2 separate regions of the Homo sapiens genome follow, and region 2 is linked to region 1. Evidence: chromatin contacts called from ENCODE Hi-C data. All regions are on one chromosome and are shown on one strand. The core of a region is the stretch at or near the end of the contact, and the rest is flanking DNA. Distances in the headings are between cores, read along the strand shown.

Region 1 (5,720 bases), core at 1,673-4,172:
ATCATTCTGTTAGAATCTAACTGATAAGTATTTAGCAAAAAGTTTCGATTCAGATACATTTTGAGCTAAATTGCCCTCATAATTTGAACACTGAATCTTGGCTTCTAATTTCAAGGACAGAAATGTAACTGCAAAGCAAAATTTTATACAAAGCCTGATACTTTATCTCTTTCAACCTCAACAGGCTAGGAGTATTATTAATAGAACTTTAAGAAATAATCTTTGCATTCCTTTGTCCTATATTAATTTTCATTTCTTTGCCTTTTGTCTTTTTAAAATTTCTCCACTACCTTATCAAAGAGAAATTGGCAATGATCACATTTTCTACTTCAATTTTCACAATGGGTATGTTTTAAAATGTAGACTAATAGACCAAAAGGAACGGAGTTGATCAGAGAGTTCTTGTGCTTTTGCTTTTGTGAAGTAAGCTCTTCACATCAACCGTCGCAAGATTTCTGTCACACTGGTACCTTTTGAAAGTTGGGTTCTTTCTCCTCCAAGAAGGAAAACAGAATTGAGCTTAAAGTGCTTTTAAAGTAGTAATGGCATCTGGAAAAATTATATTTTAATGCTATATGAAAGAACATCTCCAACAGAAATAACTTATCTTGAAATTAGCAGAAATGTCACCTAGATTGAGAATGCATGAGCACCTTTTATAAGTTAAGGTGGAACAATTTATAAATACAGTAATGAAACTACAGGTATTGGGATAGTATACTGCTTTTTTCAGCTGCTTACCAATTCCTTTTTTCCTTCCAATGAAAGAGAAGGATAGAAGCCACAAATCCTTCTCTGTTCTCTTTAGCGGAATAGTTATATCTAGAAGAATTCCCTAAAAATTTCCCAAGACATTCTGGCCTGACAGCAGAAAAGGAAAGCCCACTGTCAGATAGAGACCCTAAATCCATTTCCATCTGAATACAGATTATCCAAGACCTCTCTGCTTGTGGAAAATATTTCTAAATATCCAAACAAAGGAACAAGTCTCTGAAAAATGGGGCAATAATCAATGTTTGAAAAGGAACAGTCCTGGTAGTATCAAGCATGGCTTATGAATATTCAAATTTTAATTTTCAGTGGCCAGGCCCCGAGAGCCCCGACACAAAAAAATAAAATAACATACAAATACAAATAGCCACTGCACCTGGTCAGTATCTTAAAGATTCTTAGAATGTTTGAACTGGCATGGATTCTAAGTACCAGATTTTTCAGAAGAAAGAACACCAAGAGGTAGTGACCTGGCCAATGCCACAGCATTGGACCTTGGCAAAGGCAAGGACTGTGAAGATATAGAGGAAGTATAGTGGCGTAGAAAAATCAAGGGTTATGTGAAGAGGCAGACTTTGGTTCTAGTCTCAGTTCTGCCACTTCCAAGAATGTTGAGGAAGTCTCTTAATGACACTGCCTTTGCAAAATTATGACTGAGACAGCGAAAGAGATCTAACATAACTGATTCCACCTTGCTTCTAACCTCCAAGCTGTCCTTGTTCATTCCTGGGCGTAGACTGAACTAACTTTGGGAGAAACTTGGGGAGAAACTACTTTTTTTTTTTTTTTTTTGAGATGGAGTCTCGCTCTGTTGCCCAGGCTGGAGTGCAGTGGCGTGATCTCGTCTCACTGCAAGCTCCGCCTCCTGGGTTCACGCCATTCTCCTTCCTCAGCCTCCCGAGTAGCTTGGACTACAGCTGCCCACCACCATGCCTGGCTAATTTTTTTGCATTTTTAGTAGAGACGGGGGTCTCACTGTGTTAGCCAGGATGGTTTCGATCTCCTGACCTTGTGATTCGCCCTCCTCAGCCTCCCAAAGTGCTGGGATTACAGGCGTGAGCCACTGCGCCCAGCAGATACTTAGTTTATAGTTTAAGCAAAGACGGTAACAGCCCTTTCCCAAAGCAGACCTCCTTCTTGCCTGGGGACTAGATTGCCTTTGCACGACTAACATTAGCCACAAGATTAGAAATTATGGTTTAGGAGTCATGCAGCTGGAGGCTACAAGATTCTGACCCTCCTTAAACTGCTCCTAAAATCAGTGCTTGAGATATTTTGCAGACCCTGCACTTGATGGATCAGCTGGCACCACCCATATCAATAAATTGGCTCATCTGATCATGTGGCCCCCACCCAGGAACTGACTCAGCACAAGAAGACAGCTCTGACTCCCTATGATTTCATATCTGACCAATCAGCACTCCTGGCTCACTGGCTTTCCCCCACCCACCAAGTTATCCTTAAAAACGCTGCTCCCTAAATGCTCAGGGAGACTGATTTGAGAAATAATAAAACTCCGGTCTCCTGCACAGCCTGCATGAATTGCTCTTTCTCTATTGCAATTCCCCTGTCTTGATGAATCAGCTCTGTCTAGGCAGAGGGCAAGGTGAACCTTGGGTGGTTACATTAACATAACAGAGCCCCTGTATCCATTTTCTTGTTTTTCAGAGTGAAGACTACTATGTGCTTACGGATTAAATAGACAGTATATAAAGTGCCTAGCACAGACCAGATGTGTTGTGAACATAGATTATCTCTTTTTTTCTCAAATCAAGAATTCTTTGAAATACAGACCTCTGTATGTGATCCCACTAAAGGCACTGAATAAAGGGAAATGTATAGTAATATTTGAAAAAAAAATCTCTGACCTAGAAAGTCCTTACTTTCAAAGCAATAGGTGTCAGTGACTCATTACTATTGGACTCAAACAGAAGAAAAGGGATGGGGGTTGGGAGGTTCCTATCAAAGCAAAACATAGGACACAGATGAATAAAAATACACACATATATGTTTTATACACATGTTAAACTATCTGCATTTAGGTGGAACTAAAGAGAGTTCAATCATAACTGATTCTACCCTCTTCTGACTCATAAGCAGCATTAAGTAACTTCCTGTACTCTACTGAAATGAGTTTTCTCTCTGCCCACCCCAGCACCCTGTAGCCTGAGAACCTGGCTTCACTTCAGAAGTTGAGTCACTGCCTTTTTCTTAAAGACCATTTCTGCCAACACATTTCTCCATCTAATTTCAGAAAAGAAAGATTCACAAAGTCAAGGAGTCCCATTTGAGTAGTATCTTTTTTTCCCTGGTGCAGCTATAATGCCACCATGCATTTAAGGTCAACATTAAAGAAACAGAAGGGCAATTTTGAGAAGTCATCTAACCAAAGAAAATTAAAATAAAATTCAAATAAAAAGAAAAATATCAATGTTTCAACATCCCTCACAGTTGAATTCAGCTGCAATTTCTAATTTGCAAAAGGAAGTGGTTATTCATCTTAGTTCATAATGCTCCCCAAAGTGCTCAATTTCTCTTGCTTCTCTTAATCACAGACTCTAAAGGGACATGAGAGATGTGGATTAACAATGTGGAGATTTGAAATTGTTTTTAATTTTGGTACTATCAACTAAAATATGTAATCTTTGATTAATTTAAGGAATTTCAAATTGAAAGGAAAGATAATTTTCTTTTCTTTTTCTTTTTCTTTTTTTTTTAAGATGAAGTTTCACTCTTGTTGCCCAGGTTGGAGTACAATGGCATGATCTTGGCTCACTGCAACCTCTGCTTCCCGGGTTCAAGTGATCCACTTGCCTCCGCCTCCTGCATAGCTGGGATTACAGGCACCCGCCACCACACCCGGCTAAGTTTTGTATTTTTAGTAGAGATGGGGTTTCACCATGTTGGCCAGACTGGTCTCGAACTCCTGACTTCAGGTGATCTGCCCACCTCGGCCTCCCAAAGTGCTGGGATTACAGGCGTGAGCCACTGCACATGGCCAATGATTTTCTTAATTCAAGAGCACTATAAATTCATATAGAATTAAGCAATAGACACATTAACAATAAAACATGACTTATCACATGAAGTAAGAAGTTAATTATAGTGAATGTACTCAATTTCAATATTTTTTAAAACTCCAAGAGGAAATTGCTATGTTGAAAATAATAAGTGGTGTACACATGTATGAAAAGGAAGATCATGGGAAATGTGATGTATATGGTTACATCAGATGTACTTCTTTTCCATCCCTGTAGCTATGGTTTGGAGCAGGCTTCAACCAGGTTTGTACAGGCACGACCTGATAGTCTTGCTTTGAGCTATGTCATATACCTCATAGTGTGGCATGGGAAGCCCATGGGAAGCCACTTGGTGCTCACCCACGTGTAACCTGGAAGTACTGAAGAGTTAACACTGATAGAGCATACTTGACAAATGAAGGATGGGGCTGCTGGAAATGCTTCCCCCTTGGATCTTCTAGAGGGACAATTCTGACATTCATTACATAAGGCTCCTCAGAAGGTCCTGCTGGATGGAGCATCAGTTGACCATAGAAGTAACCAACACATGTCAGGCATGGTGGTTCATACCTATAATCGCAACACTTTGGGAGGCTGAGGCAGGTGAATCACTTGATCTCAGGAATTTGAAACCAGCCTGGGAAACATAGTGAATCCCCGTCTCTACAAAAAATACAAAAATTATCCAGGCATGGTGGCATGCGTGTGTAGTCCCAGCTACTCAGGAGGCTGAGGTGGGAGGATCACTTGAGCCCAGAAGGTTGAGGCTGCAGTGGACCAAGGTCATGCCACTGCACTCCAGCCTGGGTGACAGAGTAAGAGCCTGTCTCAAAAAAAAAAAAAAAAAAAAAAAGAAAAGAAAAAGAAAAAAAAAAGGTGACCAACACATTCTTACACTGCCTTTCCCTCCTCTGCTTGACTTCCTGTATCAGCTATCTATTGCCATGCAACAAATTACATAAAAAACTTAGTGATTTAAGACAACAATTTTTTTTTTTTTGAGGCGGAGTCTCTGTCTGTTGCCCAGGCTAAGAGTGCAGTGGCGCGATCTCGGCTCACTGCAACCTCCGCCTGCCGGGTTCACACTATTCTCCTGCCTCAGCCTCCTGAGTAGCTGGGACTACAGGCACCTGCCACCATGCCCTGCTAATTTTTTTGTATTTTTAGTAGAGATGGGGTTTTACCATGTTAGCCAGGGTGGTCTCGATCTCCTGACCTCGTGATCCGCCTGCCTCGGCCTCCCAAAGTGCTGGGATTACAGGCATGAGCCACTGCGCCCGGCCTAAGACAACAAACATTTATTCTCACAGTCTCTGTGGTCAACTTCAGAAGCAGCTTGGCTGAGTGGTTCTGTCTGTCTCAGGGTCTCTCATGAGGATGCATTCCAAATGTGAGCTAGGAGTGCATTCATCATAAGGCTTGGCTGGGGCTGGAGGACCCACTTCTAAAGTTACTTACAGGGATGTGAGCAGGAGCACTCAGTTTCTCACTACATGGACTGCTGCTCACGAGGTGGCAGCCAGCTTTCCCCAGAGTGAGCGATGTAACAGAGGGCAAAGGAGAGTGCAAGCAGGAAGCCACACTATCTTTAATGACCTAGTTTCAGAAGGGACATACTGTCACTTGTACTGTATGCTACTGGTGACATAGATCACCCCAGGTTCAATGCAGGAGGGGATTACACAAGAGTGTGAATACTAGGAGGCAGGGAACTAGGAGGCCATCTTGCAGGTGAGGCACACTTTCTCTATGCCTCACTCATGATCCCTGGGGTCATTTCAGAAAAAACACTTTTCTATTGACAGCACATTTGTTAAATTCCCCCAAATTCAGATATTGAAATCCTAATCCCCAAGTGGTGGTATCTGGAGGTGAAGGGTTTCACCCTTGGAAAGTAATTAACCATGAGGTTGGAGCTCTTGTGATGGG
Region 2 (5,514 bases), core at 2,358-4,857, 120 kb before region 1:
TAGCAAAATAAACTGAAAGCAGGTAGAAGGAAGAAAATAATAAGGATAAGAGCAGATGTCAATAAAATTCAAGAGAAAATAATAGAGAAAATAATAGAGAAGTTGTTAGCTAAGAATTGTTTCTTTGTAACTAGCAATAAAATAGCCAAACCTCTAACTAGATTGACAAAAGAGAGAGAGAAGGCAAAAATTATAAAATCAGGAATGAGACAGGGGATACTCTTCAGCCATACAAAGGATATTAAGAGAATACTATTAACAACTCTACACACATAAATTCAAAAGAAATTTATCAATTCTTAAAAAAACTCACCCAATATGGAATAGATAATTTGAATATCACTATACTATTAACAAAATTAAATCCATCATTTAGGAACACCTGTAAAGGAACTCTTCATGCCCACATGGCTTCATTAGAGAATACTACCAAACATTTAAAGAAGAATTAATACCATTTCTACCAAACATTTAAAGAAGAATTAATACCATTTCTACACAGTCTTTTCCAGAAAATAGAAAAGGAGAGAATGCTTCTCAATTCATTCTATGATGCTATTATTACCTGACTGCCAAAACCAGGATAAAAAATACAAAAAGAAAAAAAAGTTACAGACCAATAGCCCTCATGAAGATATACATAAAATTCTTTAAAATCCTAACTAATAGAATTTAACAATATATATAAAGAATTACACACCACGACTAAGATGGGGTTTATTTCAAATATTCAAAGCTGATTCAATATTCAAAAGTCAATCAATGCAATTCACCATTTTAACAGGCTGAAGAAAAAAATCACATTGATAGTATTAATTGATGCAGAAAAATCATTTAACAAAATTTAACACCATTGATAGAATCTCTCAAGAAGTTGAGAATAGACAGTAACCTTCTCAAGTTGATAAAGAACATCTGCAACTAACATCATACTTAATGGTGAAAGAAGGCTGAATACATCCTTATAAGATTGAGGACAAGACAAGGATGATCTCCATTCTCCATTGCCATTTAACATAGTAAACTGTGTACTCCAACCATTGCAGTTAGGCAAAAAATAAAAAAAAAAAAAAACAAAAGAAAACAAAAACAACAACCAAACAAACAACAGCTAAAACCAGAAATAAAGAGCATACAAATCAGAAAGGAAGAAATAAAACTGTCTTTCTTCTCAGATAATGTGATTGTCTATGCAAGAAATCTACCAAAAAACCCTCTGTATTAGTCCATTTTCACACTGCTGATAAAGACATACCCAAGACTGGGCAATTTACAAAAGAAAGAGGTTTACTGGATTTACAGTCCCACATGGCTGGGAAGACCTCACAATCAAGGTGGAAGGCAAGGAGGAATAGGTCACATCTTACATAGATGGCAGCAGGCAAAGAGAGAACTTGTGCAGAGAAACTGCTGTTTTTAAAACCATCAGATCTCATGAGACCCATTCACTATCATGAGAACATCGTGGAAAGACCCACCCCCATGATTCAATCATCTCCCACTGGTCCCTCCCACAACACATGGGAATTATGGGAGCTACAAGATGAGATTTGGGTGGGGACACAGAGCCAAATCATATCAACCTCCTAATAAAATTAAGTGAATTCATCAACATTGGAGGAATCAAGATCAACATACGAAATAAATTGGATTTCTGCATACTAGTAATGAACACATGGAACCAAAAATTAGAAATTCAGTACAGTACCGTGTACAAATGTCCGCCCAAAATGAAATACTTAGGTGCAAATCTAAAAATATGTACAGGACTTACATGCTGAAAACTGTAAAATGCCTTTGAAATAAATCAAAGATGTAAATTTATGGAAAGACATTCTTCTCATGGATTGAAAAACTCAACCTAGTAAATATGTCAATTTCTATCAAAATCCCAGCAAGGTTTTTTGTAGACATAGACAAGTTGATTGTAAAATGTATATGAATAGGCACAGGTCCTAGAATAGTTACAATAATTTTGAAAAATAAGAATGAAGTATGAGAAATCATGCTACCTGATTTCAAAACTTATTATATAGCTACAGTAGTCAAGAATGTGGAGGATAGACACATAGATCAATTCAACAGAATAGAGAGCCCAAAACATAAAATGTAAAACTATAACACTTTTAGAAAAATACCTAAGAGAAAGTTTTTGAGAAATAGGCTTTGGTGAAGTTAGACTGAACACTAAAAGCTATCTATAAAAGAAAATATTGATAAATATGACTTCACTAAAACTAAAAGCTGTTCTGTGAAAGTCCCTGTTAAGAAGATAAATAACAAGCTACAGACTGGAAGAACATATTTGCAAACCGTTTACTAACAAAGGACTTGTATGTAGAATATAAAAAGAACTTTCAACAGCAAATAAACTAAACCATGCAATTAGAAACGGACAAAACACATGGAAAGACATTTCACCAAAGAAGATTCAAGGACGGCAAATAAGCACATGAGATGTTCAATATTACTTGCCATTAGGTAAATGTAAATTAAGGCCCTAAAGAGATATCACTACAGATCTATTAGAATAGCTTAAAAAAAAAAAGCAGCAAAACCAAATGCTGGCAAGGATGTGGAGAAACGTAACTTCTCATGCATTGATGGTAGAGATGGAGACTTGTACAGCCACTCTGAAAAGTAGTCAATCTCTTTAAAAATTAAATATACACATTACAGATTCAATAATCAAAACTTTTGGCATTTCCTATAGAAAGGAAAACTATGTTCACACAAAAACCTGTACATGATTCTTTATAGCAGCTTTATTTTTAATAGCTCAAAATGGTAATCAACCAAAATGTTCTACAAGAGGTGGATGGTTAAATAAACGGTGATACAGCCTCAGCAATAAAAAGAAACAGCCATTAATACATGCAACAACTTGGATGGATTTAAAGGGCATTAGGCTGAGCGAAGAAAATTCAATATCAAAAGGCAGCATATTGTATGATTTCCCTTACGTAATGTTCTGACAAAAGTTAAGAGAGAACATATTAGTGGTTGCCAGGAGTTAGAGATGGTGGAGGGAGGGGCTAGGTGTGAGTATAAAAAGCACCAGGGAGATTTTTGTGGTGATAGAAGAGTTTGTATCCTGACGGTTACGGGAATCTACACTTGAGATAAAAACATGCAAACACTGTACCTGTGTCAAATTCCTGGTTTTGTATTGTTCCGTAGTTAAATAAGATGTAATGAATGAAAGAAACTGGGTGAAGGGTGGGTACGCAGGATCTTTCTGTATTATCTTTGCCATTTCCCAAGTTCTATATTTTAACTATCTTAATTATTTTTCAATACAGAAAATAATTTAAAATAAGCCCTATTTGCCTTGGGTAGTTGTGGCTCCCATTATTACGCAAGAGGAGAAACTTGAAACTGTGGAACCCCCCAATACCCAGTTTCACATACAAGCATTACCTGACTGGGGCCATGCCCTGAGAAAGGCGCTGGGCGGCAGCAAGTTGGTGAGCCAGGGAAGTCTTCCCTCGCCCTGAGGGTGCGGGGAAGCGGCGTTGGCGCCACTGAAGCTGGGTGTGAGGGAGGCGTCACCGAGTTCAGCCCCACCCTCCACCGCTCCCCAAGCGGGTCCGGCGTCCGCATCGCATGGCCAGAAGGCGGGGAGCCAGAGGCGCCAGGACCCTCGCGTGGCGCTCCAGCACCCCAGACCGTGGCGGCGCCTCGCCTTAGGGAAGAGCAAGGGAAGAACTTTATTTGAACCGCGAACATTTTTTGGTCACTGAGATCGAGTCTCCCAGTGCTTTGGCTTCCCGCCTCTTTATCGTGGGTTTGATCCCTGAGCTGCTCTCCTTTCCCGAACCTCCCGGGGTGCAGCCTAGAGCCCTCCCGCGCGGCTGACTCCAGAGTAGAGGAAGGGAGGCGGCCTCCGGCTGGTCCCCCGAAGCCCTCGCTGCCCCGCAGATGCGGATGGCCAGCCAGTAGCGGGCGGTGGCCCCGCGTCCCGGGAGCGCACAGCAATGCAGGCGCTTAACATTACCCCGGAGCAGTTCTCTCGGCTGCTGCGGGACCACAACCTGACGCGGGAGCAGTTCATCGCTCTGTACCGGCTGCGACCGCTCGTCTACACCCCAGAGCTGCCGGGACGCGCCAAGCTGGCCCTCGTGCTCACCGGCGTGCTCATCTTCGCCCTGGCGCTCTTTGGCAATGCTCTGGTGTTCTACGTGGTGACCCGCAGCAAGGCCATGCGCACCGTCACCAACATCTTTATCTGCTCCTTGGCGCTCAGTGACCTGCTCATCACCTTCTTCTGCATTCCCGTCACCATGCTCCAGAACATTTCCGACAACTGGCTGGGGGGTAAGAGTCGCGCCCCGCTCCTTCGCTCCTTCTCTCTTAACCCTCTGCCTTTCAGGGGATCTCTCTCTCTCTCTCTCTCTCTCTCTCTCTCTCTCTCTCTCTCTCTCTCTCTCTCTCTCTCCTCTCTCGTCTGTCTGTCTCTCTCTCGTCTGTCTCTTCCTTACACTTCTCTGTCAAATGAATCCGGTGCTCTTTCTTAGAACTTCGCCACCTGTGTTCACCTGGACATAAGTTCTTTTGGCCGCCTCTGATTCCCCTCCAGTGCTTCCTCCTTGTGGCTTAGAGACATAGGTTGGGGAAAAGCTTCGGAAAGGTCCCGAGCAGTGAGGCAGGAAGTCGCACCCCTCGCCACTTATTTCAGCTCCCTTTCCCGTCATTACCAGGTTTTTCTCCCCTAGTTTTCTTACTAAAAGTGAGATAAAAATATTTCAAATAATTAAACCAAAGTTAAAAATCTCATTTCCTCATTCCCCCACCCTCCAGCCTCACTTCCCAGTTGCTTGCAGACAGCTTCTTGTACCTATGAGCATAAAACAAATATAATTCATGTGCAGAAAAAATATATTGAACTAGTCCTTTTAAAAACTGTATTAAGTGTCATGCAGGAAGAAGGAACACAGAAAACTGATGCCCTCCTATTATAAAAGAAGAGATAACATTCTCCTCCTTCCGTATAATGGGGGAAAAAAAATGACAGAGGAGAGGTGGAGTCACTGAGTTGGGAGCAGTGTGTGGAGGTTGGAAAAAAAGATATATTTCTTGAGATGATCCAGCTTTTCCAAGAACACAGCTGGAGAATGCCCTGGTGTAAACCCAGGAGCAGTAGTGTGTTGTATTCTCACCAGTGCTTAAGGTGCACCATGGGCCTCCCCTTTTTCACGGTTGGGTGTATTCTTGTGGCCACATCAAAATGGTTAGAAATGTAAGAGAAATAGATCATTATGCCTTCAATCTCTGCTATTTCTATCCCATTACTAATTCTCTTAAACTCATGGAGGGTGTTTCATCCTACCATTACCAATTTGAGATCGTGAGCATTGCTTTTTTTCTCATTAGCTTAAACTGAGTTTGCTGTTAGTCAGTCAGAATGTTAAAGTCCTTGATTCTTATCAATCTATAATGTAAATATTTTCAAAAAAGCATTAAACATTGAGTACAGAGCATTGACTTGAAAGTAATACACAATGTGGAAAGTAA

The links. Hi-C counts contacts between places; a loop is a spot of excess contacts on that map. Pooled maps may share reads with other maps.
Region 2: a loop to region 1 is called in a map of MCF 10A, with 3 times the contacts of the local background. The contact joins the promoter of QRFPR here to the enhancer-like site in region 1. A Hi-C loop is called at or near these places in 1 of 168 maps with a recorded cell type or tissue (MCF 10A) and 2 of 50 pooled maps.

Annotation. Positions count from the first base shown.
Region 1 is chr4:121,253,738-121,259,457 of GRCh38, reverse strand. No RefSeq gene overlaps it. Among named protein-coding and RNA genes, the nearest start is that of TNIP3, 92 kb to the right of the region's middle. Within about 2 kb of position 2,922, at least 7 of the 41 ENCODE cell types and tissues checked have a DNase peak (open chromatin) inside an H3K27ac peak, as active enhancers do.
Region 2 is chr4:121,379,111-121,384,624 of GRCh38, reverse strand. QRFPR (pyroglutamylated RFamide peptide receptor) reads left to right here and starts at 3,607. Exons shown (of 6, transcript NM_198179.3): 1 at 3,607-4,317. The coding sequence starts at 3,978. RefSeq lists an enhancer at 3,037-3,821.